Linked DNA regions of Homo sapiens: region 2 is linked to region 1. A link is a loop called in an ENCODE intact Hi-C map of the cell type or tissue named here. Cell type or tissue: ascending aorta. All regions are shown on one strand. Each heading gives the region's core, and the rest is flanking DNA. Links, peaks and the distances in the headings are about the cores only.

Region 1 (15,775 bases), core at 3,334-11,333:
GCTAAGGTGCCAGCAACTTTATCCACCATTACTTTTGTGCTAACAGGGGCAAATGTCAATGCAACCAAAAGGCCAAACAGCATCTTGGTATGGAGATAGTTATAACCTTCTTACCTCAAAGGGTCTTAGTGGTTCCTGAGGATCTGTGGACCACACTCTCTTTTCTTTTTTTCTTTTCTTTTCTTTTTTTTTTTTTTTGAGACAGAGTCTCGCTCTGTTGTCCAGGCTGGAGTACAGCGGCGCAATCTCCTGTCACTGCAAGTTCCACCTCTCGGGTTCACGCCATTCTCCGCCTCAGCCTCCCGAGTAGCTGGGACTACAGGCGCCCGCCACCATGCCCGGCTAATTTGTTTGTATTTTTAGTAGAGATGGGGTTTCACCATGTTAGCCAGGATGGTCTCGATCTCCTGACCTCGTGATCCGCCCGCCTCGGGCTCCCATAGTGCTGGGATTACAGGGGTGAGCCACCGCTCCCGGCTGGACCACACTCTCAGAACCTCTGCACTGAACTCTAAGGCCATGAGGGCAGCGTGTAGGGACCTTAATGATTTGGTTCACTGCTGTGTCCTAAAGACATGAGAAAAAGGCTGGACAAGAAAGGAGGATCTCAATGGGTATTTGTTGAATGAATATATGAACAAATCCCACAGAGGATCCAACTTTGTGCTCTCTTTGGTTAGACTGTGCGGTATTGAGCACTTCAAGAGCTACTGGTAGCATTAATCAGTGAAACATATGAAGTACTGCTTCAAATTCTCATTGGAAGTACAATTTTTTTAAAAATTCCCCCTTAAGAGGAGTTTAATGATCATACTATTAAGAGAGAAGGTTAGGGCCAGGCTTAGCGGCTCACACCTGTAATCCCAGCACTTTGGGAGGTCTGGGCGGGCAGATCACTTCAGGCCAGGAGTTTGAGACCAGCCTGGCCAACATAGCGAAACCCTGCCTCTACTAAAATAGAAAAAAATAAATGGGTGTGGTGGGGCATGCCTGTAGTCTCAGCTACTTGGGAGGCTGAGGCAGGAGAATGGCATGAACCCGGGAGGCAGAGGTTGCAGTGAGCAGGGATCGCGCCACTGTACTCCAGCCTGGGTGACAGAGGGAGACTCTGTCTCAAAAAACAAACAAACGAAAAACAAAAAAGAAAAAAAAGTGAAAAGAAGACAGGTCAGAAGTTCTGGCTCTGAATGGTCTTTCCTTATGTATAAATCACGTTAAACTGTTCCTCAACCTCTGAGTTTGCCTGGAATTTTCTTCATGCTTGATTCCAAGTCAGTTCATCAAAATAATTTTTCTTCTGCTTAAGTCTCCAATGTCAGCTCTTTTTTTCACACAAAGATTTCACCAGCACTAACTTGGCTAACAGATTCTAGAGTAAAACAGGGCTGCTTAACTTTTATCTGTGTGGTGGAAAGTGCTCAATTTTTTTTTTTTTTTTTTTATTTTTGGAGACAGGGTCTTGCTCTGTCGCCCAGGCTAGAGTGCAATGGTGCGACCTTGGCTCACTGCAACCTCGGATTCCCAGGCTCAAGTGATCCTCCCACCTCAGCCTCCCTGGTAGCTGGGACCACAGGTGCACACCACCATGCCTGGCTAATTTTTTGTAGAAACGGGGGTTTTGGCTTGTTGCTCAGGCTTCAACTTCACAACTCCTCATTTATATACGTGTGATATGTTGTTGCCAATTATAAAGTATGGATTAGTAAAGCCTTGATTTGCTTTCTGCACCCCACTTTGTCCTGGAGATGAGGGCCCATAATAAGGAATGACCCCAGGAATCCTTTCTCAACTTGGAGACCTTTCTCCCTCTTTCTCATCAACTATTGGGGGTCACAGGATATTGCACAAAACGAAGGCAGTTTGAGAGTCCAAAACCTTTTCACATCTTCTGTGTGAAAATTTCAAGAAGAAAATCAGCAGGATAAACATGAAAGGTCTATCTAACATTAAACCTGGAATGCAGTATGGGTTCAACAGATGAATCTGGAATCCAAATGATCATTTTGGTTTTCACCTTCTGAAGACATCAAGGACCCCCTTCCATAGACAAGAGCCCACTAAAACATGCTCTTCCTCATGTTCTTCTTAAATACGTCCTTCCCTACTTCAGCACGGGTATAGCTTGGTTGCTTTTCTCTCCCTCTAATCCTACATCTGGCACTTTGTGGGTGTTTAATAATTATATGTTCAGACGAATTTCTTCTAAATGTCTGTCCCAGATTAATTCATACTGTGTGAATGTTATTGATCTGGAGAGGAGGGTATAGTTTAGAGAATAAAGTATTTGAAAGGAGGAATGAATGACCCAGACGGGGTATCCCAGGGAATGGCAAAAAGTAAAAGTCAAGGTAAGAAAGAAGAGTAACTAACAGAAGTAGAGTTGTTAAATGAAAAACAGGACATCCAGTTAAATTTGCATTTCAGATAAACGGCAAATGATTTTTTAGTAGGCCTCATGCGATGTTGGGGTATAGTTACACTAAAAATATTATTTGTGATTTATCTGAAATTCAGTGTTAATTGGGCATTCTGTATTATTTGTGAAATCTGGCAACTCTAAACAGGGAATGACAGGGAAGTTTTGCTCACACGGAACTTTGCTCTGCCAAGGCTCAGAGGACGGGGTGCTGGGAGTCCTAAGTATTTCGTCACTTAAATTTCTGCTAACAGGATCTTATTTTCTTTATAAAACATCCTTTACAAGAAAAATTTTGCAAAGTGGAAAACTACATTTTACAATTCATTAAAAAATATATTTTGGCTTTGAGTGGAACTGTGATGAAAATAGAGAATGAAACAGCATAACGGAATTCACTGTCATCACTGAAACAAGGGGACTTTGCCATTTCCCCATAAACAAAGTTTAACTCTACCCAGGTCTCTCCTCTCCTCTCCTCTCCCCTCCCCTCCCCTCCCCTCTTCTCTTCTCCTTTTTTTCTTCTCTTCTCTGTTACTTTCCTTCCCTTCCCTCCAGTGCACTATAAAGGATGCATTAACTACACCATGACTGCTCTGAAAATGTATCCTGGGATCCTTGGTTGACATTTGCTTTTAGTACAGGCAGAGGTCACTTGGAGCAAAGTTTACAAGCCTTTTCTTGATTACATTGTGCTTAAAGTGTTAACCCTGTTAGCAGTCACAGCACAGATTTCCTCAATGAGACTCTTGTGCGCCTGACAATGTAACTATTTATTTGCAGAGTCACTACCATTGACATTTGTGCTGCTCAATGCAAAGTGTTACCAGTGCTTTCTTTATGTCACTGTTTCTCTTCAGTAACCAAGAAAAGCAAAACAAAGTACAAATAACTGCTTATTCAGAAAGAAATCTCAGATTGTTCCTTAAACCTGCTCCAGGCAGCGGATACAGACTTTTGAGTGATCTGGAAAATATGAAAAGCACTTGGCTGGGATACAAAACCCGAACTGATCTGTGGTGATGGCAAAAGCAGAAATAGGAGCTCAGTAATAAAAATAAATTTCTATATGGCTGATCATGGTCCGGCTGGCTTGAGGAGGGAGGAGCAGGTCTTGGAAGTTAGGCTATTATCTGAGCAGTCGTTGCTTTGGTGGTGTGTGTGGGGGTTGGGGAATAGGGCTTTGCTTCATAGGCCATCCCTCAATTGTTGTCTGATTGATTGAAAAAGGCAAATGGTGCCGCCCTGTTCCTGCCAAGTGTTTTCTTCTGCGTCTGCTCTCCCTGGGTGCCTGGAGCGTTGATCTCTGTGGCTCTCTCACCTGCTGCTTTGTTCCAACAAAGCTGGCGTCTTACAGCCGCCGCCACTCACTCTTCCAAGCCGTTGTCCTGGCTGTCCTGACTGTGTAAACCCTGCCATCCCCATCTGCCCAGCCACCTGCCTCCTTGTCTCTAGATATCCTCCCGCGACCCCACCACTTCTGGGAAGCTCTCCGGAATTATGACCACCCACTTGTCTCCAACTGCTGGCCCAACCCTCTCCCCAAAGCTGCTCTCAAAACGACTGCATCTCATTTCTGTTGATTGTTTCTATGTCACAGCAGAGGGGAAGGTGCACACACACTGAGTCAGGCTGGGATTCATTTATTGACTTTGTCACTTACCAGCTCTGTGACCTTTGGCCACAACAGTAATGATGATACCCTACAACTATAAAACTCTTGTAGTGTGCCAAGCATGTTTACTACACTTTCCATACTTCCTTCTATTTTATCCCTGCATAGAAGCTATGAGATACATTAATACAATGATTCTCCTTGTTTTACAGACAAGAAAGCTGAGGCTCAAAGAAGTTAAGAACTTGGTTGAGCCAAGCATGGTGGCTCATGCCTGTAATCCCAGCACTTTGGGAGGCTGAGGCAGGCAGATCACTTGAGCCCAGAAGTTCAAGACCAGCCTGGGCAACATGACAAAACTCTGTCTCTACAAAAAATAAAAACATTAGCCAGGCACGGTGGTGCGCGCCTGTGGTCCCAGCTACTCAGGAAGCTGAGATGGGAGGATTACTTGAGGCTGGGAGGTCGATGCTGTAGTGATCTGTGATTGTGTCACTGTATTCCAGCCTGGGCAACAGGGTGAGACCCTGTCTCAAAACAAACAAATGAAACAAACACACACAAAATTTTTGGTCAGGATCAAATAGCTCTTTAATGGCCGGACATGATGGCTCATAACTGTAATTTAATTCCAGTACTTTGGGTGGCTGAGATGGGAGGATCACTTGAGGCCAGGAGTGCAAAATCAGCTTGGTCAACATAGTGAGACCTCATCTCAAAACAAAACAAAAAACAAAACAAACTCAAATAGCTCCTTCATGATAGAGCTAGGATTGGAACTCAAAGTGTCAAGCTGCAAGTCCAAACTCTTATTGGGATCCAAACACCAGGCTAGGTATCTTTATTATTTAATTCTCTCAACAGCCCAATTAAGTGTGTATTGTCCAAATTGTACTGATAGGGAGACCGAGGGTCAAAAAATTGAAGTGATTTTCTCGTGATCATGGCTCTAGTAAGTAGGCAATGCTGGATTCAACCCCCTAAAACCCTGTTTCTTCACTTATCACAAGCATCTTCCAGATAGAAGGCTTATACCTGTAGTGGAAGGAAAAATAGTGTGTTTGCACTGACAAGTTTGCAAGATGATGGAAATGTTGAGTCAAATCCAACTAAACAAACATTTTCCTTCTAATTTTTCTTATTATTTAATCCTAGGACTTCCTAGAGTCTTTAACACCGTGCAAAATATGCACTGTGAGGCTTCGAGAAAGGATTTAATAGGCAGCCTTTTCAAATTTATTCGACCATAATGATTTTTTTTTTTGAGACCCATCTATTAATATTTTTTTTGCAGTAGTGTTTCCCAGGACACAAATTTGAAAAACATTGCACTATATACTTAAGTGACAGCACACACAGATAAGAATACAGATAGAGAAATTGTTGTTGCTGTTGCTATTCAGGAGACCAGGATGGTCTTGATCTCCTGACTTCGTGATCAGGTAGTGATAAGGTTCTCCAGGTGCTTCCCAGAGCTATCGAGTCTGCCAGGGCCAACCAGCTGCTGTTGGTACTCAGGAGCCCGGCACCCAGATGTCATTTGCTTCATGGGTTCATTGAACTGGTGTTTGTTGTTGCTGCTGTTTTGCCTGAGCTCTACGGCTTTCTGGCTTCTTCCTACTGGGTTCTAATGTGGGCTCAAGCATTTCACAAGGGAGTCTGTTGTTAAAATCCAATAAAATCAAACTCAGAGTAGACATCAGAATCAGCACCAGCCTTAGTATAGGCAGGCATTGAGCACTTTAGGGCCATTGTAATAATAGCTACCGGTTAGTCAGTGTTTACAATGTACGGGGCTTAACATGGGTTGTTTCATTTAATCTTCCTGATAATAGAGATACTGTTGCAGAAATCTCCAAAAGGGCCCTTGTGTGGTCCCATCCACATTGAGTTAGGGACTGTCTTGTGTGACTAATACACTATCACATAGGTGATGCTGTGAGATTTCCAAGGTTAGGAATAAAGTCATTGAGCTTCCATCTTGGTCTCTTGAATTGCTTGCTCTGGATGAAGCCAGCTGCCATTTTGCCAAGACACTCAAGCAGTACTGTGGAGAGCCCATGTGGAAAGGAACTAATTTGTCAGCCAATGTGAGTGCCCCACCTTGGAAGTGGTTCCACCAGCCCCAGTCAGGCTTTCAGATGAATGCAGACCCCAGCTAACATCTGACTGCAACTTCATGAGAGACCCTGAATGAAAACTACCCAACCTGAGGCACTCCTGAATTCCTGAACTATAGGGATGACTATTGTTTTAAGCCACTAATTTGTGGAGCGACTTGTTACAAGCAGGAAATAATGACTACAGATACTATTAGTATTCCCCATTTTTCAGATGAGGACATCGAAGCTATAAGAGAGGTTAAATTGCTTATTGAAGGTCACAGGGCCTACTCACTCAAGGTCACAGCCAGAGTTTACGTGGCTGATACAGGATGCCACAAAGGACCTCTTTCCTCAATCCCCAAAATATTGCCCCAGAAGTCTGCAATAGTATCCACAATTCTATTTCTGGGCTCATTTATTCAGTGTGCTGATGTGATAATACAGAAAGTTTTGGAACCTGTCCATATTTTACCTCTCATGAACTTCAGCTCCTTAGAGAGTAAATATCATCTACCTGGTTGTGGATAAAATGATTGAATATATTGAAAGTTCAGGCAGATTCTAGGCACTGGATATTTGGAAGTTCCCTTCCCTTCCAATTCCTTCTTTAGCATTGGGCTTCACTTTGGTGGTGAGGAAAACAGAAGGTTAGCTTAGCCAACAATCTGTCATTCTCACCCTAAAGGGAATTAGCTCATCAGGATCCAGTCCTAACTGGCAGGAGACTGAAGAGGCAGGCTTTTTGCTTGGAGAGCAAAGGACAGGAAAACATAATTTCTGAGTATGGTTTACACTGGGAGCAGGCAAGCCTGGCTGGGTGCCCCAGAGAGCTCTGGAACAGCTAGAGGGCATCATGAGAGCCTGGAGAAGGCAGAAATGGGGCCCAGTAACTGCAATTGGGAGGGAACTTTCTTTCACTGATTTGCCTAAGGCCAGTCATTCCTAAATTGCATCACCAAAGATGATCATGGTATAAAGCATGGTCAAGAATAGCTGCTTTGGCCAGGAGAAGCTAAGAAAAAAAAGTTGTAATTCTGTTAGAAGTGTTTTTGTTTTTGTTTTTAAATGTTAATCCATGTAAAGACATAAGTTCTTGGCCCAGGTATAAATACCTTCAGAGATCCACAAAAAAACAAAGTTACACATCTTATTTAGGTCACATAGCTAAATAGAGGCAGAGTTTGGTCTAGAACTCAAAACCTACGTTGTAATCATTATGTTTGATCAAATCAATTTGTTTTGGCTTGAAAAGCACACACATCCCTTCTTCCAATAAACTTTTTCTCATTAACATTGCCAAAGGTTACTTATTTTGAATTTTTTCAGCACTAATAAGTAGTCTGACATACATATTAGATACTTGATTAAGCAAGGTTTTTTTTTGAACACTTACTATGTGCCAGGTACTCTATCACCTGCTAAGGATTTAGTAATGAGCAAAATGCACAATTCCCCTGTTGTTATGAAGGCTTTATTCAGCAGTGGATAGGGTGGAGTTATAAGATAGTTGAGAAACAGGCCGGGCACAGTGGCTCACACCTGTAATCCCAGCATTTTGGGAGGCCGAGGTGGGCGATCACTTGAGGTCAGGAGTTCGAAACCAGCCTGGCCAACATGGTGAAACCCCGTCTCTACTAAAAATACAAAAATTAGCTGGGCGTGGTGGCATGTGCCTGTAATCCCAGCTACTTAGGAGGCTGAGGCAGGAGAATCGCTTGAACCAGGGAGTAGGAGGTTGCAGTGAGCCTAGATCTCACCACTGCACTCCAGCCTGGGTGACAGAGCGAGACTCTATCTCAAATAAATAAATAAATAAATAAATAAGAAAATAAGATAGTTGAAAAACAAAATTATGTAATTAACTACAAGGTGATAAGGAAAAGTAAACAGGAACGGGGGACAGAGACAGGGTTTGTGGAGTAGACTGGTACAATTTATATAGAGAGTGGCCAGGGAAGTTCTCACTGAAAAGGTAACATTTGAGCAAAGACTTGAACAAGGTAAGAAAATGAGCCTGTGGTTATCTGGGGGAAGAGTATGCCACAAATTTTAGTATTACTACGGAATCATTCTCTGGTTCTTTCAGGCTTATATGTTTATTATTCTCCATCCCCTATTAAATTGTCAGGCGTGTGTATTTCATCTTCTGCTTCCTTTGGGTCTAATAGGACTGCTTTCTGCAGAATGCTATTTGTACCACAGACTTAATAAATGCTTGTTGAATATTTTGGTTAAAGTCATTTTCTCACTATTGCCCTTTTTAGGCAAGAAATGAAGGAAAAAGTACAGTAGTAGTTCAGTACTCTGTCCAATATTCTAAATGACTTAGAATGTACAAACCAACATCTAGCTGTACTATCCAACATTCTGGGTTAACATTCTTTGCCTTCCATAAACATTACATCTAAAAATATTTGCAAAAGTCGTGGCTTCTCCTAAATTCAAAACAGGAAGCCCCTATAGTTTCTAAGCTATGTTTATTCACCTCCAAACCCCAAACTAGAATCCACCATTACTTCTTTGCAATTATGAATTTTTTTTTGTACAATGAGCTCTGACATTTTTTGAAAATGGTTTCCTGCCTAAGCTAGAGACATCCTGTTATTCTTAATGATATTCTATGCCACCTACTATTAAGGTGTCTTGAATTCATAAGAACAGAACCATTCATGGCTAATCACTTGTTCCTCTTTGATTTTTGCAAAAAGAGACACTTCACAGATCTGCTTTCCAATTTCCTTTTGAAAAGGATTCTCAGTTTTTATATCAATGAGATCTTGATCTTGTTTGATATCAGTGCTTTGCATAACGGCATATAGCCTGTGCCTGTTTTATTTGCTCTGATTTTATTTTGAAGAGACAGACTGAAAATGAAAAGGAGTTATAACAATGGTGAAGGTACTAAGGATCCCAATAATAACGACACTGGGAGAAATCAAACAGAAAACTAAAATGAGAAGGTAGTGTCAGCAGCTGAGTAATAAACTAACATGACGCATACGAAGTGGAGACAAGGCAACATCTTAACGAAACTGAAGAGACTGGGGAATCAGGGTATATGATTTTCTGAAGGATAATTGAATTCAGCCCTAAGTGAAGAAGGAAACTTTTTGCAAGGAAACCTGTTACCAAATCAGATGGTAGGTAATAAGACACAGAAAATGTGAAACAGAAGAGCTTGTATGTGGACACCTGTGGGTTGTATAAATGCCTCTAACAATGGATATTAGAATAATGTGGAGATAATCATTTATAGTTTTCCCCCCCAGTATTTTAATTTATAGCTCCATACATTCTCTTATCAAATGTATTCATGAATGATTTATTTATCCTCTGGGGAAATAAAAGTGCAATCAAGTACCAACTATCCCAAATCTTAATCATTTCAGGATGTCAGCTATAGAAAAAAGAGGTTGTGTTTACTGTTTCTGCAGTGCATACAACACTACTTGTACATCTGGAGAAGGAAAAGCAGCTGCTCTCTCTGCATGTGAGACTTTGGTCCAATTATTTATCTTTTTGAACTTTACTTCTTTTAACTGCAACATAGAAATAATATTACAAAACTTAGATGGTGTTTAGGAACATAAATTACAATAGTCAAATTATAGCAGGTTCCCCGCACTCTCTTTACATATAGGGATTTATTTAATTGTAATAAGTCTTATGACACAGGTTTCATGATTTACAAATGAGGGAATGAAGCACAGAGAGATCCAAGCCATTTGCTCCCAGCCACACAACTGTGGAACTGGCTGCAGGGACCACATACTTGAACTCCACTCTGAAATCTTTCTCTAATAATGGAGATAAAGCACATAGTAAGTGCTCAGTAAATGATTATTATTATCGTTGTTGTTGTTATAGAGAAGAGATGTGTTTGTTCTTACACTTAAGAACATTCTGTTACAGATTGCTCCACTAAGACTCCCAAGTGCATTTAGATGGGAGAGAAATTGGAACTAATAAAACAGAAATTTTAAACTTAATTGGCTGGGTGTAGCGGCTCATGTCTGTAACCCTAGGAGGACTTTGGGATGCCGAGGTGGATTGCTTGAGGCCAGGAATTTGAGACCAGCCTGTCTCTACAAAAAGTAATTAAGGGCTGGGAGGAGGGAGAGTATCAGGAAGAATAGTTAATGAATGCTGGGCTTAATACCCAGGTGATGGGATGATCTGTACAGCAAATCACCATGGCACGTGTTTACCTATGTAACAAACCTGCACATGCTGCACATGTGCCCCTGAACTTAAATATATAAGTTGGAAAATAAAAAGATATTAAAATGTCTTCATTTACAAATAAAGCAACTGATTGGGCATGGTGGTTCATGCCTGTAATCCCAGCACTTTGGGAGGCTGAGGAGGTTGGATCATTTGAGATCAGAAGTTTGAGACCAGCCTAACCAACATGGTGAAACCCCGTCTCTACTAAAAATACAAAAAAAAATTGGCCGAGCATGGTGATGCATGCCTGTAGTCCCAGATACTTGGGAGGCTGAGGCAGAAGAATTGCTTGAACTCGGGAGGTGGAGGTTGCAATGAGCCAAGATCGCACCACTGCACTCCAGCCTGGGCGACAGAGTGAGACTCTGTCTAAAAAAATAAATAAATAAATAAAAATAAATAAAAATTAAAATTAAAAAAAAATAAAGCATAAGGTCAGGCGCAGTGGCTCACGCTTATAATCCCAGCATTTTGGGAGGCTGAGGCGAGTGGATCACCTGAGGTCACGAGTTCGAGACCATCCTGGCTAACACGGTGAAACCCCATCTCTACTAAAAATACAAAAAAATAGGCTGGGCGCCGTGGCTCATGCCTGTAATCCCAACACTTTGGGAGGCCGAAACGGGCAGATCACTTGAGGTCAGGCATTCGAGACTAGCCTGGCCAACATGGTGAAACCCCATCTCTACTAAAAATACAAAAAGTAGCTGGGCATGGTGGCGGGTGCCTATAATCCCAGCTACTCTGGAGGCTGAGGCAGGAGAATCGCTTGAACCTGGGAGGCAGAGGTTGCAGTGAGCCGAGATCTTGCCACTGCACTCCAGCCTGGGCAACGAGAGTGAAACTCTGTCTAAAAAAAAAAAAAAAGTGCAATTAAAAAAAGTAAAAAGTTAAAAAAAAAGTATTAGGTACATCTCCTTTTGGATCATATGTTCTAGATTTACAAGTGGGTTGAACTGATTAGTCATCTCAGTCAAAAAACTGCTCCCTTAAATGCAGATAGCAGTTCAAGCTAATCGCCCAGCTAAATCAATTGTTTAATTCCATTTAAAGTAATCAACCTGTCAGCTCCTTGAGGCTCTAGCCTTTCTCCTATGGTTTTATGGCTCTTTTGAGTGTAAGACACAGTTAAAATGTTGAAATTGCTCCTTCGGTGAATAAACAGACTTGGTAAATAGGTCAGATCGCAGAAATGGCTGTTTCTTCTACCTCCACATTTTTATGTTCAGAATCCATCACTTTTGCTGATGTTTATAGAGCCTGCTTATGCGTTTCCTTGTTTGATGTTGTCAGAGAGCCTGGGGGAGGGGTTTATTCTTGCCATTATCTCTGGGTGACGTGCTAAAAATGACAGTCAATTGGAGTACTTTACTCAAAATGTCAAAATATATCAGTGGATATACTTCATCACACTTCATGACAAGGGATCAGAATCCTAAAGCTATGCTTGTCATTTATATTTTGCTATAAATATATTTTGTGGGCTATTTTGATGCTAGGTCGAAAGTGTGGAAAGCTAATGGTTATTTGAAAAAAAATAGAAGAGAACTGAACTGAACTGATTTGTAAGGAAATAAAAATATGCCATTGGTCGCATCAGAAATAAAGATCACTTAATGAAACAAAGAAATCTATATAACACAAGCAACTATGTGTGGGCAGTAGAGGCTGGTGGTTAGAATGGGACTCATTGGAGTTAGTCTTTCAAGGTCCAACCCTGGCTCTGCCACTTATTCACTACGTGTCCATAAACATGTTACTGACCTCCTCATGCCTGTGTCCTCATCTATAAAATGGGGGTTAAAATAGGACCTAACTGCAAGGGTTTTGGTGAAGATGAAAGCAGTTAATATATGTAAAGCACTTGGAACAATGCCTAGCATATTACAGTATCTACTGCATAAGAGTTAGATGTTATCGTTATTATTAGCACTGGTTTGTTTTTATGAGTGTGTAAGTTAAAACCGAAGTTTGCCTGAATTATGGTATCTAGTCATGTAGGAAGGTCAGTCAACCTGGGTGTTTTCAATTTTTGGCTATTATACATAGTGCTGCTATGAACATGTGTCATAATGACTTTTTTTTTTTTTTTAAGATAGGGTCTCACTATATTGCCCAGGCTGGAGTGCAGTGATGCAATCTGGGCTCACCACAGCCTTGACCTCCTGGGCTCCCTTGATCCTCCCACCTCAACCTCCCAAGTAGCTGAGATTATAGGTGCACGCCACCATGCTCAACTATTTTTTGTATTTTTTTGCAGAGGTGGAGTTTCGCCATGTTGCCCAGGCTGGTCTCCAACCCCTGGGCTCAAGCCGTTTTCCCGCCTTGGCCTCCCAAAGTGCTAGGATTACAGGTGTGAGCCACTGCACTTGGCCGATGACTGAATTTTTAATCAATTTTATAGGAGGTGTTGTAGCACAGCTGTCAAACATGTGGCCTCTATAGTCAGACCATCTGAGTTCTAAACCTGGCTCAGTACCTTCCATTTATTATCCTATTTTATCTTGTTGATATTTTTTCATCCTACTATTATCGTCTTATAATAATACCCATAAACATTGGAACTATTATTAATCCACTCTTTATACATGAGAGAAATTGAAGCTTAGATGACACACAGCCAGTAAGTGGCAGAGATGGGATGTAAACCCAGCTCTGGTCTCACTGAAACCTGTGCACTTCACTATTACTTTATTCTGCCTCTCAGTGAGGGGAACGCTTCTATGCATGGAGTAAGAATGGAAAAATTAAAGGGGCAGGTACTTCTGGATGGGAGGGGTCACTGGGGACGGTATGGCCTTTCATGAAATAGCCAAGTCCAGAGCAGCACAGACCAGAGGGTGCTGTGGGGCCACCAACAGGAGGAAGAAAATGCTAAAATGGAGACCAGCTATGGAAATCTTTGCCCATTTCTGAGTTGTGCCAGGGTTCAGCCCCATAGATCATACACACTGATACACTCCAGAGGAATCCTTCCTGTTTCCCTCAGCTATCTTTATTTCTTCACTGCTTCTCAACTCAACTGAGAAGGTGATTGGCCCTTCACAAACATCTGTAGAACTTTCCACCACATTTAGGAAAATCTACCCAAAAGGAAAAAGAAGAGAGGAATGTGTTTATTAAATCTCCTTTAGGCTTCCTGCCTGATTCTCTATCCTGTTGCCTAACTTGGGGTTTTAATTTCTCCTGAGGGAGGCCATGGGTATATAATGATTTGCTTGGCTATAGTCATGGGTACTTTTTAGAAAAACAAAGCCAAGAAGAGCTCTAAGGCTCCTGTGACTTGCACCATCAGCCAATAGTTGTTTTATTAAGTGCTGATTCCCCCTGTGGAGCTGAGTAAATGGAGGTGGGAAAAAAAGTCAGGCCCGAAACAAGGAGCCATTCAGATGTCGTACTCAAAACATAAAGGTAACAGAGAGTTTCTGTACCAAGCTCTGCAGGTCCAAGTTCTGTATGAATGAAAAGGGAATGGTTCTCCATCCATCCAGTCAAACGATTTATAGAGATCCAGCAAGAGGGAAGAGACCCATTACTCATGGCTTCCACTGCTAGCTAGCTCCAGATTATCCCCTACGGGAGAATTCCTTGCATTATGTCCAATTTCATTTCAGTTTTACCTAGAATTTTGTTGACTAGTAACACGTTGTGTTCTTGGGTGGTGTTTTTCCTATCTTGTTTTTTGGAAGATGTTATAGAAACCTGAAAACGAGATGCAAATCAGGAAATACAGGCTTGAATTAAGAACCTTGAAAAATGTAGAATGAAATCGGAATTGGAAGGGAAACTGAGAGTGGTATAAATCATGGCTATCAGAACAAAACATGGCTACCATATTAATGACAGATACATTGCAGCAATAACATCAAGACCGGATACATGCCTTGTGTGTCTATGTGTGGGTGTGAGTGTGAGTGTGCATATGTATGTAATAGCATGCTTGGGTTTGTATTTTAAAAGGAATAACCCAAACACAAAAAGGACAGTCTGCAAAACAGCAACTAGAGAAAATGGCAAAATGGGGAGCAATGGATAAAGTAGCCAAACCAGGTCTGCTGCTGAAATTACAACCAGATTGCCTCTGAAAAGCAAATAAGCTCGAACAAATAAACCCCTGTGGCAGATTCGCTTTCATGAGAGTACCTGTGAGACAATGTCCAGACCTCCCTTCCAGAAGAAAGGTGAAATGGTTAAGGGATGGGTGGGGCGCAGGGCTGAGGCCATGTGTTCCTAGTGACTTGCCGCAGCAGGGAGGTCCTGAGCTGTCCCTGAGGGGCCCTAGACCAATGGCTTGCGCATCACGGTGACGCTGGCACAGAGGCAGGAACTGCCCGTGAAGCCTGGAGACAGGCAGCAGTTCAGAAAGCACAGAAACCAAGGATGTTAAGGAGCATTCACAGGACACTTGGGAATGAGGAGTGAAAAACTCAACCGGAGAAGGACTAGGCTGGCAGGGAGACATGGAGCAAGCGTGCTGACATCTGACATGTGTCAGCGGCACTCGGACGCTCCGCGACTCAAGCAAAGTCTGCTCTTCACTGGTGAATTTCTACATCAAGAGCAGCAGATTCTGAGAGGGAGTTCTCCAAAGGAGGTGGATATATGGTCATGTACCCTGGGCCTACTGCCTCAGATGTTCTGAAACAGCAGCAACTTCAAATGAAAAAGAATAAATGCATGCATTCAGACTCTGCAAAACTCATCTCCACTCAGGCTGTGGAGGGTCTTAATTTAACCTCACTTAGATCTTCATATAGAGTCCCATCTTGGGCCCTTTTCCCTAGACTAGTGGAGTACTAATAAGGATCATAATAATTGCTAATACTTATTGTCACTTATCATGTGCCAAGCTCTTTACATTGTCTTATTAGCTTCTTACAACTGCGCTTTGAAGTAGCCATTATTATTTTCCATTTATTATACATAGATGTTGGGCAACTAGCCGGGTTGCCACAGCCAGGATGAGGCAGAGCTGGGATCTAAACAGCAGGTTTTACTCACTCCAGAGTCCACTTAACCACCTGCCCAAAGGTCTGAGGTTTTGAACTCTCTGTTAGTTAAGAAATTACCCAAGTCTTGGCAATGGCAAAGGATACCGGAAAGGATTCAAATCAAATTACATGGCTGCCAATCATGCTGGATCCAACCCTCAGACGACTCCAGTGAAGCGTTTTGTATCCTTCTAATGTTGCTGTGCAAACATTCTCTCCTCCACTTCCTTGAGACAGAGACAAATGACCAAGGCACAGGTGAATATCCTGGGAGTCATACAAAAGAGCCACTTACAGGGCTTTATTTTATGATCAGTAAAGACTCATCCACTTCTCCCGGCCTTGTGTCTTTGCAGTTCTGTGTCTTTGAAGTGCCTTCCCCATTACCAAGGACTCATCATCAAATAAATTTCAGTGATGT
Region 2 (15,775 bases), core at 3,526-11,525, 210 kb after region 1:
AATGCTCAATCGCCTCCAGATCCCAGACGATATCACCTCCAGGGGCTATCCTCCAGTATGCCCCTCTTGTAATAACAATGTAAATCTTTGGAAAACAATATAGAAGCATGAAACAGCACACTGCTTATGATTATTTTTAGGTAGTCTCTAAGCTGAAATCTAGGGGCCACTCACCAGAAGACGGTACTCTTTGGCACTCAAATATATAAGAAGGCTTAGAAATAACAGTTTATTCAATCTTACTAGGACAATAAGAAATAGTGCCAAGACAAGAATAAAATGCTGTTCATATAGGTTGTTCATATAGGTTGAAAGACAACGTGGTAGGGGAAGGATATGGATTTTGGTATTCTGTAGACCTGACTTAAGATCTTGATCTTATTGTTTCTTTACTGTGTAAGCTAGAGCCAGTCACAGAAATATGCACCTCAGTTTTCTCACCTGTAAATGAGAATCAGGCCTATTTGTAGGGTTTTCTTCAGGAGTAAAGGAGTTAAGTATAAACTATGTGACACATTGGAGGTGTTAATCAGTGATCATTTTTCTCATTTCTTGTGCACTCTTGCAGAGGTTGTGGTAGTAATGATGTGAGCACATACTTGTGTGTACATATGTATGCATGCACGCATGTGTGTTTGAGTGTGTGGTCCCAGCTCAAACCCATCAGGGATTTATCCATGTATGACTGGATGTGTCTGGTAAAGGGGAGGTGAACATCCAGGAGTGGATTTGCAGGGAGGTATGCTGGTGGAAGGTGGATGTGGGAATGGTTTGGTCAGATGCTACCAGATGGGGGAATGGGGAGTCAGCCTTGTACAGTGCTCCTCGACCTGGTCTCAGAGATAGTGTCTGAGGAGGGGCTGAATGAATTATTTTTATAAAGGACTGTTATAAAGAGAATGGCAGGGTGGAAAAGGCATCTCTCCACTTCTGAGTGGGCTAGTGAGGTTCAGTCTCAAGGAGGATGTGGGAGTGTTCAGTACCACATTGACACATCAGTGTTTTCAGCCTCAGGGTGGCAGAAGACAGCAGCCTGGGCAGAGCAGCATTCTCAGGCTGGGAGACGCCCCTTCTCAATGGCTTTTGGATGTCAACCTCAAAGTTTTTCTTATGCTCATAAGAAATACCCACAGAGATGCACAGAAATTACAGTGGGACTGTGTGGGGAGGAAAGAGTCTTACTTGATAAAGCAGGGGTAATATTTGGGTTATTACTGTGAATGTGCTCCATGGGCTGGTCCTGGGCCTCTCCGCCCCAGATCCATTCCTTGAATTGCTCCTACTGTCTATTACAGGGGGCTACCCTTGCAGGCTGTGTTTCAGAGGCTCCTAGAGTAGTGGGTTCTGGCCAGGTGCAGCCCATAAAAGGCACTGGCAGGAGATGAGGGGTTGGAAGGAAGGAAGAAGCCAGGCTTCTGCTCTTACTCCCTCTCAGTCTTGGGTGGCTTCTCCCTCAGTGGCTCTGTCTTCTCCATGGCTCCAGCTCCCATCAGACAGGTCCATTATGACTGTAGTTTGTACCATGTCACCCTGGTCTCTGGACTCTATTAGTTGGTGTCTTCTCTTTGCCTCTCCAATCTCAGAGAAGTAGTGACCTCCTGCCATTGCTCATCCCTGGGCTGTTGCACTGTTCCCTTTGGTCCTCTGCCCTTCCATCACCAGCATAAACCATTGCTTCTGTTGTAAAACCTGGAAATGGTGTCTGCTTTTCCATTTAGACTCTATGGCCATACTACCATCTTTCCTATAGTCTGGGGAGGCCTGAGGAGTCTCAGGTCATATCTATTTGGATATAAATGTAAATGTGGAAGAAGAGGACACTTATAAATTTTATGAGATGCTAAAAATGATTCTCACTAGAGTTATTCAAGTCTTACTAATCCCAGTGTCTCCCTACCCCAGCATCCCCAGGACAGAGCTGGCTTGTTCCAAAACTCAACAAGATGATTCTCTGGTCTTTTTTCCTCAACTTTAGCTCATAACTCTGATTCACATGGTTTGCATCCCACTGAGCTTAGGGTGTCCAAGTCCATTTAAGATGTACTTCCCTTGTGGGTTGGCAGTTACAGTGATGGCTTCCAATGGAGCCAGGGCTTCCTCCTGTATCCATACTCTTGTCCAGTCCCCACCCACATTGACTTGGAGCTTGTACGACTTGCTTTTGCTAATAGGACAGTAAATATCCCATGTGCTGTGCATCAGGGGAATGGGACAAAGTGTGGCCTTTACCTGAGGGTGCAGGACAAGAGACAAGACTTGAAAAACCATTGTGAGGTCAGCCTTTTCCTCTCTCTTGCTGCTTTTAGAACCCAGACACCATGTGAAGAAGCCAAGGCTGGTCTCTGGAGACACATGGCCCAGCTAACAGCCAGCATCTGTTGCTAGAGAAGTAAGGCTAACTTAGACTATCCAACCCCATTTTGAGCTGTCAAATGACTGCAGCCAGAAGAATGACCCCCAGGTGAGATGAGCAGAAGAACCACCTAACTGAGCCCAAACCCAATCCCTGACCCACAGAACCCTGAGCAAATAAAATGGTTGTTTTCAGCCACATAGTTTCGAGGCAGTTTGTTATGCTGCAAAGGCTAACTCACAGAATTCTCTTTCTACTTTCTGTACTTTTCTACCAACTACCAGTACTTTCCTCCTCCTAACCAACCCTTCTAAAAAACAGTACCCTCTGCCCCTCCCCTCTCATAGGCACCTCAACTGACCTTTCACCAAAGAAAAACTCACCCTCCACTCAGAGCAAGCGTTCCATCAGCAAAGACCCAATGACTGTCCCTGTACTGCTTCCTCTCAAGAGTTAAGCCTTGACTTCACTGCATGTAAAATTTCCTTTAAAAAAAATTCTTTTTGAAAAAAATGTGGTTTTGCTTCCAAACGATGTTCCAAAGCTCTCTGGCTCACCAAGGAGTAATCCCTCAGTTGGAAAGCATAGCAATGCTGCTATTTTAGAATGGCACCAGGCCTCTGGCTTCTTGATTCAGCCAGGGCCGCTGATGCTTCTTCAGGGAAAACTAAAACAACTGCTTAAGATATAGGGACTTATCCCTAAGGGATATTTCAGAAAAGAGAGGCCTTCTGCCTTATTTCCATTCTTCCCCTTTCTACCCAACCCTGTGCTCCCCAGACAAAGATGGGTCTTCTTCCTCCTGAGCAACTGAACTTCTAACCTGCTTAAGTGGAGGCCCATCTGTCATCCCTGACCCTGTGGCCTCCCCCACACTCGTCCTAATTGTTCTCTGATGAAGGCTGAGCGTAAGCCTATGTAACACTGCAAAAATGCACGGCTGGCTGACCAAACATTAGCAAGAGAGACAGCTATGAAAAAACAATATGCCTGTTTGCTCAACCTCCCTTTCTGCCGGCAGACTAATTCTGGAAATTTTCCCACTCTCTGAGGGAAGAGGTGCTTGCTAATCCAGCCAAGTGTCAAAATGGATGGTGTTTGAACAGCTTCCTTTGGCTAGAGTTGTTTTTCAGATGGTCCCTTGGTAGAAACTCTTGTGGGTTCTGTGCAGAAGACTTCTCCCCTGGACCCAGTAAAGGGGGCAGTTAGGGGAGGGGTCACTTCTTATGGTAATAATTGCCTTATATCAGGCACTGCTCTTCCCCAAGAGATTAGCTGGGGCACAGGTCAGTCTTGATACACAGAGGGTGAGGAGGCTGCTTCGGGCACTGGAGGCGACTCATCTGCAACGAGGAAAGGAACTGAGGTTTGAGAATGGAATCAACAGATTCAGAGGCCAAGCCACAGGACTGATGTCAGCTGTGACCACCTCTCTGGAAATGCATTCAGGATCCAAGATTCCTAGGCCTCACCAAGGTGGGTCAAAGAAGACTCACGATGACAGGAATAGACCTGGCATGGTTTGCGTCTCCCCGTCCACCTACAAGTTCCAGGAGTATTCCCTCCTGGTCTCCCTTCTCCAGGGAAACCTTCCCTGTCACCTTCCCAGTGAGATCAGTCCCTATAATCTGTTTATCCATTTAGTCTCTCCCTCCTTTGGGCCCCACTGTATCAGGAACATTCTCCCATCTAGTACTTCTGCATGTTATGACACTTACTTGTGATATAGGTTTATCTCCTTCTGAGGAACTCTGGCCTGCTACAGAGAGGGGACACGTCTTATTTACTCAATATCCTCTGATAACCAACGCGATGTGTGTACTTAGCAGGACTGAGTAAATGCTTACTGAGTGGGTGAACAATCCTATTTTCCATTTAACTCAGAGCAGGTAAGAGTGTGCAAGGTCACCTAGCAGGTGGGTGCCTGAGCCTGGATTTAGACTCAAGTTTGTCCGAATCTAAAGCTTGTGTCAATTCCACTACTCCACCTTTCCTCTCCAGTTAGTTAGCCCTGCCTCCCTACACACACACACACATGCACGCACAGACCACAGAAGAGAGTGGATGAAATTATATAGAGTGTCAGAAAAAGAGATGACCTAAGACATTATGGAAACCAACTCATTTATTTAACGAAGGAGGAAACTGAGGCCAAAGAAATTCAATAATTTGTGTAAAGTGCTGTGCTCTGGGCTTTGGGCCTACTTAAAAGCTGGATCTAGGTTTATTCCTGTTGATAACCATATTCGATTTAATTATTATTTTTTTTTTTAGGTGGAGTCTCACTCTGTAGCCTAGGCTGGAGGGCAGTGGTGCCATCTCGGCTCACTGCAACCTCCACCTCCCAGGCTCAAGCGATTCTCTTGCCTCAGCCTCCTGATTAGCTGGGATTACAGGCGCCTGCCACCATGCTCGGCTAATTTTTTGTGTTTTTTTTTAGTAGAGACAGGGTTTCACCACGTTAACCAGGCTGGTCTTGAACTCCTGACCTCAGGTGATCCGCCCACCTCGGCCTCTCAAAGTGCTAGGATTACAGGCCTGAGCCACCATGTCCAGCGTCATATTTGATTTAATTTAATCCACAACCGTACAGAAGATATGTAGCTGAGTGAGTGATCCCAGCCTAGCTGGGAAATAAATACACACATATCTAAATACAAGGCAGGATGTGAGAGATTCAGAGTGGTGCAGGCGTTAGAGGAGGGAGAAGTCTCATCTGACTTAGTAAACTTGAGAAAGATTTCTCATAGGAAGTGATACTGAGATGAGCCTTGAAAAAGGACTGGAAGATAGAAAATTCAGGTGGGGACACGGCGCAGCAATGGCATGGCAGTGTGAAAGCATGGGCTGTGCATCCGAAGAATCAGACAAAGCGTGGTCCTTACCTGAAGGTGCAGGACTGGAGACGATACTGTATGTAGGGTGGACTGAGGTGTGCTGGGGAGTGATGAGAGTAGAGATAGATAGCTGGAGCTTTAACAGAACAATAAGAGAAAGAAGAAAAGCTAAGTGATTTGGACCTGATGAGAACAGAGTTCTTCAGACTGCAAGACAGGGGAAGGGGGATCCCATTTCAAGGCAGTAACATGCTTTCTCTTCCGGTTCCCACTCTCCCTGTTCTCCCTAGATATCTGGCTGCAGGGGGAGGAGGCGTGATGAGATGGGGAGAGGGGAAAATTGTGGGCAGATTCAACTCGGTTACAGGAGGAATCCCAAGAGACACCCAGGCAATGCTGAGCTTTGGTCATTCAAAATAAGGTTATGCAGAAAGTTCCTGCCTGAGAGGCCAGACCATTATTCTGAGACGGGATTTTTCAAATTCTTCTTCCTCTTCCCTTGGTATTTCAAGGTGAATCCTAAAGCGCTGAGCTAGGGATTTCCAAAATACACAGCTGGATACCAAAGCCAGTCACTAAGGGTTCAGGGGAGTCTGGAAGGAGGAAATGTGGAGAGAAAGAAGTCAAGGGAAAGCCCACCGTGCTTTTTCTGTACCTGGGAATCTTTTAAAAAGAGAAGGACGTGGACTGGCTGAGAATAGCCAAGACATCAACAGAGTTGATGGAAGACCTGGCTTTCCCATCTCTGGGCCCGCAGAGGGACAGCGTTAGAGATGTCACCCTTCAGGACTCCGAGAGGAAGCCACTTCACAAGCTGCCCCCTAAGAACCCAGGCTGCAGCCCCGGAAAGGAGCTGCGTTATGGTCAGCCTGGGGGCTTCCCAGAGCTCCCTTCAGTCCCACGGGGCACAGATGCTGAGTCGGGAACCAGTGGACCCACCAGTGAGCTTGCTGTTATGAGACAAGGTGACCGCCCGGTCACGCCCAAGGGCTGGACCTCCCCAGGAACAGACTGGAGAGCCATTGGGGGATACGGGGAGAGCTCTGGGGCTGCAGCCCACTCGGGGCACTGCCTGGGCTGGAAGAATGGGCCACACATTCAGTACTGGAGGCCAGGAGGTCCAGCACGACACAGGCCACAAAAGGACGTCTCCCCAAAGACCAGCAGGCAGCAGCTGGCACACAGCCAGGGACCTTCATGGGACCAAGGAACCCACTGCTCTGCTGCCACGGCGGGGAAAGCCCCCTCGCTCCCCATATCCCTGCCTCCGCAGTGAGAGACAGAGCAAGCAGCAGCTCTCAGAGACACTGAGCGCTTTTCCTAAAGACCCAGCACTTTCTGCAGGGTTTAAAATATCAGCTCAAAGTTTAACTGGATTGGACATCTCATTTATCCTCCCATCCCACTAACTAGTGGGTGAGGCTCAGAAGAGAAAGACCAGATTAGTTCTAAGCAATATAGTGATCCTCCGTTTTCCCTTCGCATCCGATGTGCTGTAGGAGATATATTTGTACAGCCTGGTGACTATCAGTCCTTGGGACAGCAGGGCCAGCCTGGGGAGGGCCCCTGCGGCGGTGGCAGGGTGGGCTCTGCTGCTCTGCCTCCCTGGCAGGGCTCACTGCGGCAGAGTAGGGAGGCCTTGTGGCGAAGGTCCTGAGCAAGACGTGGGGTCTCCGTTCCACCAGGGGTGGGTGGGGGCCGGCCGGGATGGAGGAGAGATTCAGGAGTAGAGTGGGAGGCTGTCCCAAGCGCCTTAGGCCTCTAGGGAGCAGCGGCCTGCCAGGATGGTCTGGAAGGCACGTTCACCCAGGCCCGGAGGCCGGGTTCCCCTGGCCTGGCGGAGGTCCCCTGGGACGCCCCTTCCAGGGGAAGCTGCGATTCCTGTCTCCGCAGCCCTGAGCCTGAGAGCGGAGCGGAGCGGGCCGGCTTTGCGAATGGCGCTGCTGCCCCCTCCTGGGTGGCGCCCGGCAGGTGCTGCGTGCCTGGAGCGGCCTTGCCTGTAACCCTCAGGGTGAATCCCCCGAGGTCGGACTCCGCCGCCCCGACGCTGCCCCTCCTCTGCATCCGCACGTAAAATCACCCAGGCCCATCCCCTCTCTATATAAAATCACCCAGGACCATCCCTTCTCTATATAAAATCACCCAGGCCCATCCTCTCTCTATGTAAAATCACCAGGCCCGTCCCCTCACTATATAAAATCACCAGGCCCGTCCCCTCTCTATGTAAAATCACCCAGGCCCGTCCCCTCTCTATATAAAATCACCCAGGCCCGTCCCCTCTCTATATAAAATCACCCAGGCCCGTCCCCTCACTATATAAAATCACCCAGGCCCGTCCCCTCTCTATATAAAATCATCAGGCCCGTCCCCTCTCTATGTAAAATCACCCAGGCCCGTCCCCTCTCTATGTAAAATCACCCAGGCCCGTCCCCTCTCTGTGTAAAATCACCCAGGCCCGTCCCCTCTCTTTGGGCCACATCTCTCGCGTCTTCTCCGGCCGTTTGTGCGGTCTTTGTCCCTTACACAGCGGCGCTTGGTGACTAAGGATTACCTCTGTGGGCTCAGACAGGGTTGAAGGCCCTGGTTCCGCCCGCGCTGGCCGGTTCCTTAACCTCATGGAGCCTCAGGTGCTCACTGGTGAAATAGGTAGGACCTCGTAGGTTGCCACATCTTGGCACCAGGTGCCTGGCTATGTTGAGTGCTCAGAAAATGGGAGCCATGATTCTCTTTCCTTCTGGCCTCATTGAATTCTCTGAGCTCTGTCCATGCATGCTCAGGTTGGAGACTTTCCCCACCAATTTTCCGCCTATCCCTGCTGGGCAGCCAGGCTTTCCCAAACCACGGGGGGCGATTTTCTACACTCTGGGCACATGGCAAGGACCCGGGGACAGCTTGGGTTCCTGTCATGGACATCAAGCCTGCTCTTGTCTTCCTAGGTTTCTTGCCTTCCATTTTCTTCCGCCTTACTTTCCTTTCGTTTTCCTCTCCTTATTAACTCTGGCTACTGCGGAACTCTCTCCCACCTTCACACAAGCTTTCTTCCTGATCCCTGGTTCTAATTACTTTCCCCCACCGCTGCCCCCTGTCCCCAACCAGACTCTGCCTTCCAGCCCCATCATAACCTCCAGCTGGCAGGGGCCAAGGTCCCCAATGACCTCTTTGCCCTTCAGCCCAATGTTCACATCACAGATTTTTTTTGGACGGTTCTGCAGCATTTCGTGCATTTTTTTTTTTTTAAGACAGGGTTTCTCTCTGTTGCCCAGGCTGGAGGGCAGTGGTGCGATCTTGGCTCACTGCAACCTCTGTCTCCCTCCAGGGCTCAAGCCATCCTCCCACCTCAATCTCCTGAGTAGCTGGGACTACAGGTGAGCACCACCATGCCCAGCTTTTTTTTTTTTTTTTTTTTTGTAGATATGGGGATTCACCATTCACCATGTTGCCCAGGCTGGTCCCAAAATCCTGAGCACAAGTGACCCTCCTGCCTCAGCCTCCCAAAGCACTGGGATTATAGGCGTGAGCCATAGGTCTCCATTTAGTGCAATTAACACTTCTTTAATTTCTGTCTCCTTTGAAGTTCCTGGGGCCACTCCCAAGGCTTTTCTTAGGATTTTCTGTCCTGTCGTCCTCTGGTTCCTTGCTGGCTCCTTCTGATCCATCCCTACCACCCACAGGGCTCCCTCTTTGCCGTCTTCTTTTCATTCTCCACACTCACCTTAGGCCTGTGATCTCATCCACCCCCAGGACTCTCCAGTCTATCTCCAACTCAGATCCTCACTCCCTCTGTATCTGCCAGTGCAGGTGAACACCCATCATCTCCATGCGGATGGCCCAGAGACACTGCCAACTCCACAGGTCCAAAACTGGACTCATTATCTTTCTCCCCAAATTGTTTCTTCTACAGAAATTCGAGAGACATTTCTACTTCCTTTCTGTCTCATCCACCCCTCTCTCCATCCAACTGGTCTCAGCATTCTCTTGATTTCTTCTTATTGCTTAGAACCTGTCTTTCACTGCCACAGGCCCAGCAACAATAATAACAGCAATAATTTAGTGAGTCCTTACATGTACTGTCCTAAGCATTGTGCACACACGGCCTCATTCAATTCTTTTAGAAATATCATGGAAATAGGAAGGAACAGAGGCATCGAGAAGTTAAGTCACTTGCTCAGGTTCATATGGCTAATGAGTGACAAAGCCCAGATAGGCCCCCGGGTCTTGCTGATGGCACAGCCCTTGGCGTTCAGTACTGTTATGCAGCATTATTTCAGGATCTTATTCCTGGCATAAATTGTCACATCACCTCTTGGCCTAGTTTTCTTGACTTCAGTCTTTCCCTCTCTTCAGTATAGCTACCAATGAGATAATTATATTTGTTGTTTCCCAGTACTAAAATCCAATACTGAAATTCTCCTTAAACCCCATCAGTGGCTCTCTGCTGCTCTTTAAATAAAACCTGTACTCTGGAGCCTCTAATGCTCCTACTACCCTTTACCTGACCTATTTCCTAATTATCTTTCATGATCTGCAGGAAATTGTCCCTGGATCCCCAAGATGGGGTCAGGTGATTTATCAGTTAGGACTAGATTCAGTTACATGTAACAGCAATCCCAATTAATGGTTTGCTTAAAAGAGATAGTTAATTCATTCTCTGAACGTGTCTGGAATAGGCCATTCAGGGTTGGTATGGTGGCTACGTCGTATCACCAATGACCCAGGATCCTTTCCTCTTTCTGCTCCACCATTTCTAACATTGGCTTCTCCCTTTAATATCACCTCATGGCTGCAAGATGACTGCGGCAGCTCTATCACAATGACATTCCTAGCAGCAGGAAGGAGGAGAGGTGAAGGGCAAGATTATGTGTCCTTCAGTCTTGGCTTGGCTCCTTTCATAAGTTTTCCCAGAAGTTCCAACCAATGATTTCTGTTTATGTGTCTTTGCTCTCTCACAAGAGAAATTGTGCTGAACGTGCTGAGTTTTAGGATCCAATCAAGGATACTACATTTCATTTAGACTGTTTTCATTTTTAGTTACGTATCCTTTAATTATCTCTTAATATGATGATTTTGTAATATCACTTTCTATAAAGAGAATAGAAGGATAATTCAGTCTTCTTTCTAACATGGCAGATCAAACTTTGTTTTTAAGTTATTGAAAGTTAAAAAAATTTTTTTCAGCTTTACAGCTCACTTTCGGTACTAACATATACATGTTTAGAATTGTTGTTGACTTTGGGAAGACCTTTATGAATTTCTTTCACATATGAGCTGCAAATTTATGGTGTGTTTATAATTGTATGCACCACATTCTCAAATATATTTCTGGTGGGAAAAAGTCTTTCATTTGACTAGGCATTGAATATGAATGAGTCCTCTACTTACAGTTTTACATATCTGATAAGTGGAAGAGTTTTCTACAGACTACCTTGTGATTCCATACATCTTAAATCTTGTTTCTTCACTATCCGCATATTTTTGGTGCCAGACATTGTAGAATTATTTGCATCTCCATCCAATCTCTGATGCTGTGTGCCAGGCAAGTCAGCCTGTGGATGGTAGGAGTATTTCTGGAAGCCATTCCAACATCTGTACACCCAGCAATAACTGAATAACTGAGCTATATATGAAAAGGACTGCAGATCACCTAATGTATCTCATGAAATCCAAAGTAAATGTAGACCATCTCATCTTCCCACTAGTCAAATCTCCAAAATGACCATCGTCACTCCAGTGGCACCAATATGAGAAGTTGGAAAAAGTCAAGTTAATTAATAAAAAATAGTATTCTTTCTGGATTTTTTTATGTTTGTTTTATTTGTCAGCATTTCCAACTTTATAATTTGTAGTGATTTTTTTCTCATTGTCAATATTTTCATTCTTAATTTTATATTCATAGTTTGTATTATTTTTCCTAAAGAGGATCCAAAATGGCATCAGTTTCAGGCCCCAAGAAAAATGTACCCAGGCCAGGTGCAGTGGTTCACGCCTGTAATCCCAGCACTTTGGGAGGCCAAGGAAGGAGGACTGCTAGAGCGCAGGAGTTTGAGACCAGCCTGGGCAACACAGGGAGGCCTTGTCTCTACAAAAAATGTAAAAAACTAGCCGGGCATGGTGGCAGGCGCCTGTGGTCCCAGCTACTCAGGAGGCTAAGGTGGGAGGATTGCTTGAGCCAGGGAGGTGGAGGCTGAAGTTAGCCATGATTGTGCCACTGTACTACAGCCTGGGCGACAGAGTGAGACCCTATCTCTGAATGAATGAATGAATGAATGAATGAATAAATAGTCTTGAAAATGGATCCATTCTTGACTGAGAGAGTTTACCCCTCACAGACATCAGTGAAAAGCCACTAAAAGGGGGATCTTCAGAAAGAAGTTGAACCTAAAAAGAAGACGGGGGATACAAGAAACAATGAAATAAATATTAACTGAATAATAATCAAAAGCATACCTCATTGCCCTGGCTATGCAACATAGTATGGCCTTCTAGATCCTACGATCTCACCTTTGCTCACCGCCAGCTTTAACCGTCACCATCCCTACTCGCCACTTACTAGCAAGCAGCCCAGGAATATTTGCTAAATAAATCAATAGACAACAAACTGAGAGTTGAACTCAAACCTTTTGCTTTCTAGCCCTGTTGTTTCAACTAGTGCAGTCCACTTCCCTGCCTCAGCAGGCACGGTGGAGTAAGGACTGCACAGTCTTTTTCTGATGACTGGTCCTTTCCTTATGTCATCTTAGGGTATAGAAGACTCCATAGACATGGCTGGTGCCCTTCCCAAATCCCCTCAGCCTACCCTGGAAGTGGCCTCTGGAAAGTTCTACATCTCTTCTGCCTGAAGATGTTCCCTGATTGGCAGTGTACTTGGAAGTGCCCAGGAGTTAAGATGCCAAGATAAACCCTCAACCATTAAGAGCCAGCTTCCTTGTCCCTCAGTGGGACAATCACGGGCATATTCCACTGTTCCTCCTCTTAGAGGGTCCCCAGCAGGATTGAGGTCCAGTCGCTCAGGGTCATCTCCCCACTGAGTTGCTTCCTGGGCTCGCCGCTCGACTAAACTGTTTGCACTCAAATCCTTATCTCAGTGTCTGCTGAGATGACACAGGGCCATTATTCCAATCACTGCCTGTGCTGACACAGCAGTGTAGGTGTGGAAGGTGCAAGATTGGACCGATTTTTTCTTTGACCCCAGGATACAGTTCTGGAAGACAGTGGTTTGGGGAAAAAAAAGACATTCCTGAAATATGTGAATTCTGACAGAATAAATCTTTCTCCTAAAAGTTTCAGATGCGTCAGCCTCTATGCTGCAACACTGAAAGAGGAGCGTCTTAAAAGCAGAAGAGTTGAGGGGCAAATTCAGAGGGAGAGGAGCATTGAAAAATGCAATCTTGGCTACCAGACGTTTTGCTGGAGTGAATAACATAGGAAAGTGCTTCTCTGGCTAATGCATTGGTCAGTGTCTTCCGTTTCACGTGGTCTGTGAGCTAGGGAGGCTGTCAGAGACTCTTAGGCTGTGACCAGCTTCCAGGGAGCTTAGGAAACCTGCTTCTGGTGCCTATATAGATCCTGAGTATTTGAACACAGCTGGGACCACTTCAGGCTGTCCCTATTCTCTGATTCATCAATGCAGAGGCAGGGATACTGGAAAGAAGTCTCATCTCCAAGAAAGGAGACCAGAGTGGTCTTCATCATTGCCTGGTTTGCATCCTGCTCATCCTGGGGAGAAAGACTACTGCTCAACCTCTCCCTAGACCCTTCCCAGGGCCCTGGAAGCTGGGTCAACTGGCCAGAAGCAAACCATTCCTGCAGGAGACACCACCCTTAGGGGTAGGAGCTCAGCCAGATGCTTGGCAGCTTCCCAGATTGTAAATATCTCTGCATTTTATAGGAGGCTTCAGACTCCAAATTATAGCGATGAAAAAGGAGAATCTTGAAAGCAGAACAGTTTATACACAGATCCAGATAGAGAGGAAAGGAGAGTCCACCTCTGGACTTGGTTGTCTGGTGAAAGGGAGGCAGACTCGTGAAGAGGTTTCCAGAGATGACGGAAGTATGCAGATGGTAAAGCCATCAGGGAGAGGCAGTGCCGGGATCAGCACAATGGGTGCCCTTGTGCACTGTTTGGGGATTTTTGTGTTTGTATGTTTGCAATCCCTGTCCCCCCTACAACCCCAAGCTGGGATCTGCTAAGAAAAAGAACCTGGCTTGCAGCAGCATTCTTCAGCTCCACTTGAAAGTTTGAAAAACCCCTGGATAGGAAAATAACCTCAGGGAGCCAAGTCTTTCTGCACTTGGCGAAGCCCTAGACCTAAAATACACATATGAACACTTCACTTTGAAAGGCCTGCAGTATTCATATCTGAGTCATCTGAAAACAAATAAAAAGAGACCTAAACAAACAAACCTAATTGTGCACGGAAACACAGCCAGGTTTCCAGCCTGGCTTCTCCTCTGTTTTTATTAGTCAAGAGCCAATATATGAGGCTTTCGTGGCATCCAAAACAAGCAAAAATATTAAAAACAAATTGCCAAGGCTTCTCCCTCTTCCCTCCTTCCTTTATGATGCACTGCACAAGCCAAGTTCTCGACTTTTCTGCATTGGCTTTCGAACCTCTTTCATTTAGTCCTGATAGACAGCTGCCTGCTTACCCGGCTGTCCAGGGGAAACAGCAACCCTGGGTGACGGTGACATCCGTAAACATCAGCACTTACTGGACACTTTGATGAAATTTAAGGAGATGTGTTTCAGGTCTTGAAATGTTATTGTTTTTACCATTAATCAAGGCAACCGGTTTGAGAACTAAGCCTGCCGACCCGAGTTCACTTAGGACAGACCTGCTCATTGCCCTCTGCCAGCATCCTACCAGCTGCCTTTCTTTTCTTCTTCTTATTTATTTCACCATTACATACACATTCCACTGTAACAGGCATCCTTTGCTGTTGCCAAACCATTTTCCTTTCTGGTAATATCATCCTTTTTTTTTTTTTTTAAAGTCCATGTAGTTTGGTTGGAGTCTGCCTTAACCCACCCTGCTTCAGGAGTGTGTGATCAAGGCCTGGCCAATTGGAGGCACCCATATTGGTGTAGGGATGGACACTAAATCCAATTTGGGCTATTGAGATGCAAACCTGGAACTTTTAAAAAGACTTCTGGGAAAGAAGCACACATTCCCCCAGGGATGTGTCTAGCTGGCAGAATGTAAGTCTGGGGCTGCTGGTGGTCATGTTGAACCAGAGATGAGTGAGGGAGAGGGATAAGAACTCATATGACATCATCTGAGCACCTGGATCCAGCCATGACTGAAGACTGATCTATCTTGGACTTTTCTATAATACAAATAAAACCCCCATTTTGTTTAAGCCACTTGTAGTTGAGTTGCTCTATCTTGCAACTGAAAGAGTCCACACACACACACACACACACACACATACACAAGCACCCCTTCAAATGACATGTGTACTTACATTTTTTTGCAACTTCCAACTGGACTACTACTCTTTCTTTTAACTTCTGGGGATTATCTTCTCAAAAGGAAGATTTTTGTTTGCTTGTTTGTTTTCGGTGAAATGCAATTTCAGTGAAATGTCACAGAGAAGTCCAGAAGATCATCTACTTTAGTCCTGAATCCTGGGAGAAAAATTGCCTCTGTCCCTTGCAGTGTGGTAAAAGATGAATGAATTCTCTCACCTAGCTTGCTTTTGATACGAAGAACAAAATAATGTAGTCATGACTGAGGAATTTCTTTGCACTCCACGGCTTGTTCTGATTCCAGGCATCCTACTCTGTGAGGCCAAAGGGACATCTGAGTGCCGAGATTAGTCTAGATCGAAAGCATGTGAAAGGCAACAACAACATCCCTGCCAAACAAAACCAAGGTAATAAATGACATACAGACATTTGGGGGGAACAATGGAAACTGTACGGCCACTGTTTTTTCTTTCTTGTTCTATGTGCCGTGAATAGGTGAAGGCTTGGCCTGTTTTATCCTCCTGTTAGCTAACTAGAAAAGGCACTTATGGTAATGTTACCAGAAGAGGTCCCAGTGTAGACCCCAAAAGAGGGTTCCTGAACAAATTTGGGAGCTGGGTGCAGTGGCTAATGCCTGTAATCCCAGCACTTTGGGAGGCCAAGGTGGGCAGATAACTTCAGTCCAGGATTTCAAGACCAGCCTGGCCAACATGACCCGTCTCCACTAAAGATACAAAAATTAGCCAGGAGTGGCAGTGGGCGCCTGTAACCGCAGCTACTTGGGAGGCTGAGGCAGGGAGAATTGCTTGAACCTGGAGGTGGAGGTTGCAGTGAGCCGAGATCACGACACTGTGCTCCAGCCTAGGCGACAGCAAGATTTCATCTCAAAAAAAAAAAAAAAAAGAAAGAATTTGGGGCGGGTCCATAGAGTAAAGTGAAAGCACGTTTATTAAGAAAGCAAACAGATAATGGCTACTCCATAGGCAGAGCAGTGGTGTGGGCTGCTTGACTGAGTATACTTATGGTTATTTCTTCATTATATACTAAACAAGGGGTGGATTACTCATGAGTTTTCTGGGGAAGGAGTGGGCAAGTCCTGGAACTGAGTGTTCTTCTCCG

The links. A loop is a pair of places that touch in the nucleus more often than their neighbours do. Peaks named below come from ENCODE experiments on the same cell type or tissue, not always from the same donor. Only the 100,000 strongest peaks of a DNase experiment are listed, where the experiment ranks them.
Region 2: it touches region 1 in a loop (2.3-fold over the local background); 2 of 110 quality-filtered maps call a loop at or near these places.

Annotation. Positions count from the first base shown.
Region 1 is chr4:26,226,870-26,242,644 of GRCh38, reverse strand. All of the region lies in intron 1 of LOC124900690 (a long non-coding RNA gene), which reads left to right. It also overlaps a transcript of RBPJ not described here. Among named protein-coding and RNA genes, the nearest start is that of RBPJ, 86 kb to the left of the region's middle. RefSeq lists enhancers at 3,198-3,746, 3,747-4,297. In ascending aorta, for the core only: a CTCF peak has its summit at 6,936; DNase peaks (open chromatin) are centred at 3,486 and 6,954; H3K4me3 peaks cover 297 bases; H3K27ac peaks cover 1,231 bases.
Region 2 is chr4:26,020,285-26,036,059 of GRCh38, reverse strand. It overlaps LOC124900689 (a long non-coding RNA gene), which reads right to left and starts at 14,863. Exons shown (of 2, transcript XR_007058093.1): 1 at 14,653-14,863; 2 at 10,979-11,565. RefSeq lists enhancers at 5,512-6,094, 6,095-6,676. In ascending aorta, for the core only: a CTCF peak has its summit at 7,142 (motif pointing left); DNase peaks (open chromatin) are centred at 3,729, 6,369 and 7,099; H3K4me3 peaks cover 407 bases; H3K27ac peaks cover 622 bases.